Linked DNA regions of Homo sapiens: region 2 is linked to region 1. A link is a contact called in ENCODE Hi-C or POLR2A ChIA-PET data. All regions are on one chromosome and are shown on one strand. Each heading gives the region's core, a stretch centred on a gene start or an enhancer-like site at or near the end of the contact. The rest is flanking DNA. Distances are from core to core; before and after follow the strand shown.

Evidence for each region. Hi-C counts contacts between places; a loop is a spot of excess contacts on that map. ChIA-PET counts read pairs that join two places held with the same protein, here RNA polymerase II (POLR2A). Pooled maps may share reads with other maps.
Region 2: a map of sigmoid colon shows a loop between it and region 1 (4-fold over the local background). The contact joins two enhancer-like sites. A Hi-C loop is called at or near these places in 3 of 168 maps with a recorded cell type or tissue (astrocyte of the cerebellum, breast epithelium and sigmoid colon) and 2 of 50 pooled maps. POLR2A ChIA-PET finds 5 or more read pairs at or near these places in 6 of 52 experiments (BJ, RWPE1, SK-N-SH and 2 more).

Annotation. Positions count from the first base shown.
Region 1 is chr20:51,119,758-51,123,887 of GRCh38, forward strand. The region is part of intron 1 of LOC105372661 (a long non-coding RNA gene); the gene reads left to right. LOC105372662 (a long non-coding RNA gene) reads right to left here. Exons shown (of 3, transcript XR_001754668.2): 2 at 2,869-3,022; 3 at 1-177. Among named protein-coding and RNA genes, the nearest start is that of KCNG1, 99 kb to the left of the region's middle. RefSeq lists enhancers at 1-31, 1,213-1,718. Within about 2 kb of position 1,719, at least 3 of the 41 ENCODE cell types and tissues checked have a DNase peak (open chromatin) inside an H3K27ac peak, as active enhancers do.
Region 2 is chr20:51,154,096-51,158,225 of GRCh38, forward strand. No RefSeq gene overlaps it. Among named protein-coding and RNA genes, the nearest start is that of KCNG1, 130 kb to the left of the region's middle. Within about 2 kb of position 2,001, at least 3 of the 41 ENCODE cell types and tissues checked have a DNase peak (open chromatin) inside an H3K27ac peak, as active enhancers do.

The DNA of each region.
Region 1 (4,130 bases), core at 469-2,968:
GACTTCTACTGGAGGAAGACTTGCCCTCTCTGGAACCCAGCAGGTCACAGTCCAAGCTTGCGGTGGCTCTGAGGGGTGAGAGGAGATGGATATTTCAGATCCAGCTGGGGTCCTCGGTCATTAGTGGCAATGTCAGGCGGTCCAGAGAGCATCTTCCCACGGCAGAGATAGCTGGTTCTTTTGGAGATTACCAACATGTGAAGTGAGGAGAAAAACAATAATACCAGGAAAGACCTTGATGGAATTTTTTATATGCCAGGCACTGTTCCAAGGCATTTACATATACTCATTTGTTTACTTCTGATAGCAACCCTGGGAGGTATGTACTAATATTATGGCTGGGAAAACTAAGGCACAGAGAAGCTAATTACTTGCCCAAGGTCATGGGCCAGAAGGCAGCAGAGCCAGAGTTGGAACTGAACATCTGACTCCAAGTCCTTGCTCTTAACCACCGCTCAAGGTCAGGGACCAAGGGCGCCACTGTCTGGTATCCTGATGGCTGTGGCAATATAAAGTTGCTGCAATGGCCAAAATGCTTGGAGGCCTTTGCAGGCAGCCTAGACCTTATTTCATCCTTGAGGATGGACACCCAGAACCAGCCTGATGGTGGGATTTGGTGTGAATGATCACATTTGATTCTCATGCCCACCCTTTACAGCAAGGGCTGTGATTGTCCCCATTTTACAGATGAGGAAACAGGCACAGAGTGGTTATGCACCTTGTCCAAAGCCCCACAGCTACTAGGCTACCAAACTAGGCTGGACTCCGGGACTGACCAAAGCTGTTGCAGTTTCTTCACGTCAGCCACTGGGCTTTTCTGTTTTTCTGAAACCTTTAGGCTGTGGGGCTGTCTTTCTATGGCCTTCAAAGCCAGAGCATCCTTGTTCCTTCACTAGGCATTGAGACCAGAGAGGTTAAACACTCTGCCTGAGGTCACACAGCTGGTGAGTGGGAAAAGGGGATTCAAAACCAGGCTGGTGCATGTCCAGACTTCATGCTTGCTTTCCTTCCATGCTTCGTTTCTAAGCAGTTTAGACTGACCATGGTTTTAAATTCTAGGGCATCTTCCTTTTTAAAATGGACTTTCTCATGGGAGGGGGAGCTAGGGACCATCTATAGCCAGCCCAAAACTTGGACTGGGGAGTCAGAGAGGTCTGGGTTCCATTTCCAGATCTGCCTCTCACCAGCAGCATGGCCACAGCTGGTCATACTCCTCTCTCAGCCCCCGTAAGATGACAATAACAGCCCCACCCCAGGATGTCAAGATGAAGGCAGATAGTAACGAGGCTGCTAGAAGAGTTCAGACTCCACAATGTGCCTGCATGTTCCATTATCTAAATCAGTAGAACATCTCTGGAAGGAAGTGAGGGAAGGCGAGGAAGAGGGGAGGGAACCATTAACATGGTGGCTATTAATAGGCCCTCATCAATCTTCAGAACATCCTTCTAAAGTACAAAGAGCACAAAAAGCAAATCTAACCCCTTTGCAGGTGGAGAACTGAGAACCTGAATGTGCAAAGGGAAAGCCTTCCAGAACAAACTGTGCTCACTCACATAGATTTCTTTGCTTCTTTGTTCTTAATCATGATCTTTTAAAATTTCTTTCCACCATTAAAAATGTCAGAATTTCAAGATGACAAAGTTCAGGACAAACCCTGGGGAGGAGTGGCTCGGCTCACTCTGCCTCCCGCTGTGTCCTCCTGGCTGGGCTCCCCAGGACTGTCTGCCAAGATCCCCGCATCCTTGAGGCGGTGTGCCCTAGCACAGAACAGTCTCTCCAGGGCTGCCAGCAGCAATCCCCCGCAGATAACACGTTCTCTTCCTGAGTCCTGGGCTCACAGAACATGTAGCCCTCATAGGCTCAGGGGTTGATTCTGGAGGACTCTGCATCTCTTTGCAGAAATGCAAAATTGAAATGTCAGCCTGGACATCTTCCCAGGGAAGTCCAGGTCTTTGCAAGGGATGGGATACCTGTTGGACAAATTTCTAGCTAATTGATTTTCTTAAGTCTAGCCTTGCTTCCTAGAAGTTTAAAATCGAGTAGGGAGGCATCCTGAGGGGGCATGTGCTGTTTGGTTTTAATATTGCTGACAAATAGTGTCATCCTAAACCCCCAGAGTCCTCTGCCTCCACCCAGGCTGTTCACCTGGGATCCCTTGGACCTCACTGATATCCAGCAACTAAAGGGTTAATGCCTAGCCCAGCAGGGGATGCTGCCCAAAGCTGGAGTCACAGTTTGTTCTGATTTAGTCAATACTGGCCTCTCCCTCATGACACCGATGGTTAAATATTCAGAACATTACTCCAGAGGCAATGTATACAGTCATGAAACAAGCCACAGTAAAAAATGCTGCAGAATGTCTGTCATAAGGGCTAGAGCAAGTGGCAATGACCCCCCCACCACCCCATCTGATGGGCAGCAAGCTGCTTCTCTGGAAGATGTCCATCCTCTTTCTCAGGCCACCTCCACACTGAGCCAGTCCTCTTCCCGTCTCACCTGGATTCTTCCCTTAGCCTCCTCTCTGGCCTCCCTGCCTCTACCCTCACCCCTGAGCCAATCCATCCTCCATACAGCAGCCAGAAAAACAAGTTTGGTCACACCAACCCTCTGCTTAAAACCACCCCATGGTTTTCTGTGCTCACGGTCAGGCTAAAGCTCCCAGTTCCCTTTAGAGCAATCTCTGCAATGTGCAGTTATACATTTGTTTGTTTTGTTTATTTTTGGTCTCCATCCCGGAATGGCAGGCCCAACAAAGACTCTCTAGTGTTTATATCCAGTGTCTAGCGCAGTGTCTGGCACACAGTAGGTGCTCAATAGATGTTTGCTTAGTCAGAGAAAGAATAAATGAATGGATGACTGAGCACTCACCGTGAGGTCTGCAAGAGCCCAGAAGGAGCGGGATGTTTCCTCGGCAGGTTATAATTTGCAGAGGCAGAGAAGAGATTGCCATTCAAGGCAAAGGAACGGTCAGGGCAAAGGCTGGGAGGTGGTGTGTAGGTGGCTTCATCTGCCCTACAGGGCTCTGTCAGCAAGAAGACAATACAGGGAAGGGACTGAGAGCGTGGGGTTCTGAGTCAAAGGCCCTGGGTTCAAGTCCTGGCTCCACTATTATTAGCTGATGACCTTGGGAATGAGGTCACCTTTGTTTGACTCAGTTTTCTCATCTTACAAATGAGACGATGATGATCTCTACCTTATAGAACTGTTTTGAGGACTAAATGAGATAACATAAGTCTGGGTGAAAAAAAAAGGCTCAATAAATGTCAGTGAGTGTGTTTGATTCTGGGAAAGAAATAACACTTGCCAAGTATTTTCTGTGCAGGGCATGTACTGAGCCGCTCATTTAATCCTTTTAGCAACCCGGTGAGGTTTACTTTCGTATTTCAGTTTGACAGATGAATGTGACATTCTCCCCTGTCATGGGTATCCCAGCACCTGGTTTATTGTGGTTGATTCAGTGCGGTGATGTTTAACCCTTGCCTGGGCATTAGAATTACTTGGGGAGTTGCTGTAAAATACCCACACTTCCCACCACCGGCCAGCCAAATAAATCAGAATTTTTGGGGAAAGGCCCAGGTATCAGTATTTTTTAAAACTCCCTAGATGATCCTAATAGACCAGCCAAATGGTCTAAGTTTGGATGTGAAAGACTGTGTGGTTGTCACAGTGAGCCCCAGGACTGGGGCTAGGACTTGAGGATGGGGGCTGTGAGGCACTTCTTACTCTGACTACTGACAGCAAAGCCAGACAAGTCACTTCATAGAGGAGACTCGGAAATCTGTTACCACCCAGTGTGGGCATGCCTGGAGTGTGGCTTTCAAGTGCTCAGCAATATTGCTTGGTGGAGTCTTCAAATCACAAGCATCCCTCACTTTTATGGGGCTGTCTGCTCCAGGCATCCAATTTGTATTAGCGAAAGCTCCCTCTCCTTCATAGGAGGGTGTAACAAAAGGGAACCCAAGACATATAGATATTTTCTCTGTGCTTGTCTGGGGGCTGACTGTTCCCAGATCTTATTGAAAGAGGCCAGGCATGGTGGCTTACGTCTGTAATCCCAGCACTTTGGGAGGCTGAGGCAGGCGGATCACCTGAAGTTGGGAGTTCGAGACCAGCCTGGCCAACATGGAGAA
Region 2 (4,130 bases), core at 751-3,250, 35 kb after region 1:
ATAATGATGGCTTCTGGATGGTCAAGGGTGGAGGAACAGAGAATGGTGAGATGGATGCTCAGAGGAGGCAAAGGAATGGTAGCAGAGAAAAGAATGGGTGAGAAAAAGATGGAGTTTGAGAAAGGTTTAGGAAGAAGAATAGACAGGACCAGGTGCTGGCTTGGCTTGAGAGGTGGTGGGGCTGACTGTCAATACTTGGGCAGTAGCAAGTCATTTCCAACAAGATTTGCTGGAGATGAGCAGGTGACGGAGGTGGCCCAGCCGAGAGAGACCCTCAAGCCTCATCTTGCATTCACCACACAGCAGCTTCGGCTGCTGCACCGTTGCAGTCCTGCTGCTTCTGGCTAATCTACATCCAACCTTCTGTTCAGAACCAAGCCCTAGGGAGGCTGCTGGGGGAAAGCAAAGCCTGGCACTAAAGAAGCATCCTGACAAAATAATTACAGTGTCAGCAAGACAGCCGTGAGTTGCAAATAAAATTTAAATAATCCGAGTGCTGCATCCAACCTGGGGGGCTAATTCAAATACTCTATGCTTCAACTGGGGATCTTTGAATCACCTGCTGACCTGGACTCCCCCCTTCCAGAAGCTGGGAATTGAGGGTTAAGTGGTCTGGGTAATTTGGGACCACCAGGGGACCCATGATCTGATATTGGCAGCAGGTCAGCACAGTCCTGTGAACCTCCTGATGGCAATGTCTGTGATGACCATCTGTTGTTTTGACCAACCTAGCTCACATTCCTTCTTCTGGAAGCAGCACCTTGTTTTTTGTTTTTTTGTTTTTTTTGTTTTGGTGTGTGTGTGGGGAACCTCCCCTTCCTCACTCTTAGTCCACTTGGCTCAGATGGATCTGACACCACTCTCCCGCTCCACTGCACTGCAGATGGTAGGTGGGGGCTTCCTGCAGAAAGAGGGGTCTTCCCATGAAGTTCCTGCGAGGATTGGATTGGTCCCGCCTGGGCTATGTGCCCATCCATGACCCAGTTTCTGTGGCTTCGAGGTGGGGCACTCTGATTGGTGATTGGATGGACAGGGGCCATATGCCACCCTTCCGATGGAGAGGGTGCGTTGAGTCACTCACAGCTGCACGAGGGCAACAGGGCAGCTATCGAATGATATCTTTTTCAGAAATGGGTTCCTCCGAGCAATGACAGGGGAAAGGAGGGCGGATGACCTCTATCCCTGCCCCAGTTCACATCTCCAGCTTCCTTCCCCACAAATTCGTATATTTTTGTCTTCCCAGCCGCTGTCTCCCTTCTTTTGACAACAAAATATGAATCTTCCCATCTCTCTTCTCTTGTGCAGCTTGGAGAGACCGTTGGTCCAGGCTTCCTGCCCTCTTCTGTCAGGAGCTGGGCCTGGGACTGAGGTTTGTGTGGGTCTTTGACTCAAGGATTAAAAATGGCGGGTGCTGCCTGGGGCAGGATGACGCCTAGCCGACTTTCCACCCACGCTACCCAGACCCACGGGGTTGCCCTGGTTCCTGCCCTTTCCCAAACCCGGCTTTTTAGCTTTCCTTTTATCTTTTGGGCCAGCCCATATTCCTTTTATTTTTTTAAAAAAATCTTAACCCTTTGATCTTTCTTTTTGTGAAAAATTATGGTAAAATTCACATTACACTAACCATTGTAAAGCGTACAATTCAGTGGCGTTTAGTATATTCACAATGCTGTGCAACCAGCCCTTCTATCCCGTTCCAAAACATTATCATCGCCCGGAAAGGAAACCCCTTACCCGGGAAACAATCGCTTCCTCTTCCTGTCTCTCCCCAGACCCTGGCAACCAAAACTGCTTTCTGTCTCTGGATGTACCTATTCTGGATATTACATGTAAATGGAGTCATACAATACATGAATTTTTGCGCCTGGCTTCTTTTGGTTAACAAATGGTGTTTGAGGGTCACTTGCATTGTAGCCTGTGTTAATGCCTCATTCCTTTCTAAGGCTGGAGAATATTCCCTTGTATGGATAGACCATATTTTACGTAACCATTCGTCAGCTGATGGCCATTTGGGTTGTTTCCACCTTTTGGCTGTTGTGAATAGTGCTGCTAGGCTCACGTTCTCTCAGTACATTTTTTTTTCTCTTACGTTTTCCAGAATTGGCTTCTGTTCATGGCTATTGAGAAATCCTTACTGATGGAATGCCAAAAAGGCTTTATTTTCAGGGCTCCAGAACACATAGTCCGAGGAAGGTGAAAATGTAAAAAACATCTCCGATGAATTAGACTCAGCAGGGAACGGTCCCAGTTCCGGGAGGACTTTTGTGAATGATCACTGAACGCCGTGGTTGGTGCCTCAGCTCGGGGCCCTCTGAGAGGTGCCATTTGCTGAGAATGCTTTGGAGAAAGGAAGCCAAGAAGGCACTCCTCAAAGGATGGCAGCTGGGATCATTTTAAGTTTTTATCCATCCCCTTTGGAATGGAGAGGAGCTAGGGAAGCGAGCCTTTGGGGACTCAATGATTGCAGCCCTTCCCCCAGCTGGTCCAACAGTAAAGCGACAGATACATGCTGAGAGAGCAGAAGCTTTTAGGTGCTGATTATAACTTGGGTGACAAGTGACAAGATGCAGGCAGGCCTGGGTAAGATAAAAAGATCGCAGCAGCTGACAGCTATTGATGCTTCCTGCACACCCTGCTCTGTGCTGAACCCTCTGCAGGCATCGTCTCATTTACCCCTCACAGCAGCCTACGGGGAAGGCACTAGTGCTAGCCTCACTCTGCAGAGAAGAAGGGGGTGCACAGAGTGGCTTAGGCACTCGTCCCAGATCACAGCAGGAAGTGGCAGAGTGGTGCTCTTAAAACAGTGAAGAGGAGGCTGTAAAAGGCAGCTCAGCATCTGGCTACATGTGTATCTGTGTCCTGTTTCACAGATGCCTTAATTCTCTTCCAGGGAATCATGGAGGTTCCTCTCCAGGGGAGAAGTGGGGCTTACTGAGTGGGAAGTTTGGGGGTTCAGTTCCATGAGGTTCCTGGGAGGTTTGGATTGGTCCTGTCTGGGCCATGTACCTGTCCATGCCCCAGTCTCTGTGGCTGGGAGATGGGGCACTCTGACTGGTAATTGGGTGGACACGGGACATATGCCACCTCTCTGACAGAGAGGGTGGGTTGAGTTACTCACAGTTGCACAAACTCAGAAATGGGTTCCTCTCAGCAATGACAGGGGGAAAGAATGGCAGATGACCTCTGTCCCTGCCTCAGCTCACACCTCCAGCTCCACAAAGAGCAATGGTCCTGGAGTCACTTGCTGGCTGGGTGAATTAGGCAAATGACTTAGTATTTCTGAACCTGTTTTTCTCATCTGCATAAAGGAAACAATAGCAGGCTCTCTCTCATAGGATGATTGTGAGGATTAAATGAGCTAATGTTTGCAGAAGTCCTTTATCAACTGTGATAGCCCCATGGATTTGCTTTATCTTCTACTTGGTACCCCTCCCTGTCTCCCTTATTATTAAGGTGTGTCTGTGGCCCAGTCACCCCAGGGCAGGAGTGGTCTGCTCCTTGCAAAGTGAGCGCTCATCTAATAAGCATGTTGGGTGCCGATGGGTTAAGAGCATCCTTGTGAAACTGAGGATAGCTAATAATGATCATCTGTGATATGTTTCAAGCACTGAGCCACGGGCTTGCCATACAGCCATGTGACCCTCACGCGATTCCTCCCAGGTAGGGTCTGGTATTATGCTCACTTTATTGAATAAGGACACTGAGGCTCAGAGAGGGAGGGAATGTGCAGAAGGACCCTCAGCTAATGAGGTTCAGAGCTGGAACTCGAACCTAGGTCTTTCAGATTCAACCTGTGGCCTTACCAATGGTGCAATAGCCCTTTGTGCAGCTAAAGTTGGCCTTCCCACACAGCAGAGAGTGCTTGGGAGAGCAGCTTTTGGCCAGCATTCGACAGGGGCATTTCTTGACTCACTAGAGCAATCCAAATGTGTAACTTGCTGCCTTTCCTACCCGTGGGCTGCTCCAGTATCTTGCAGAGAGCGTGGGGTGGGAGTGGGGAAAGATGAAGAGACACAGGGCAGTCCTTGGGGATGGCAGCATAAGTGTACAGCACCAGTGCTAATAATCAGCAGCTCAGTGAGTGCTTATTCAACACACATTCATTCATTCGTACATATGTGGGAGTCAGG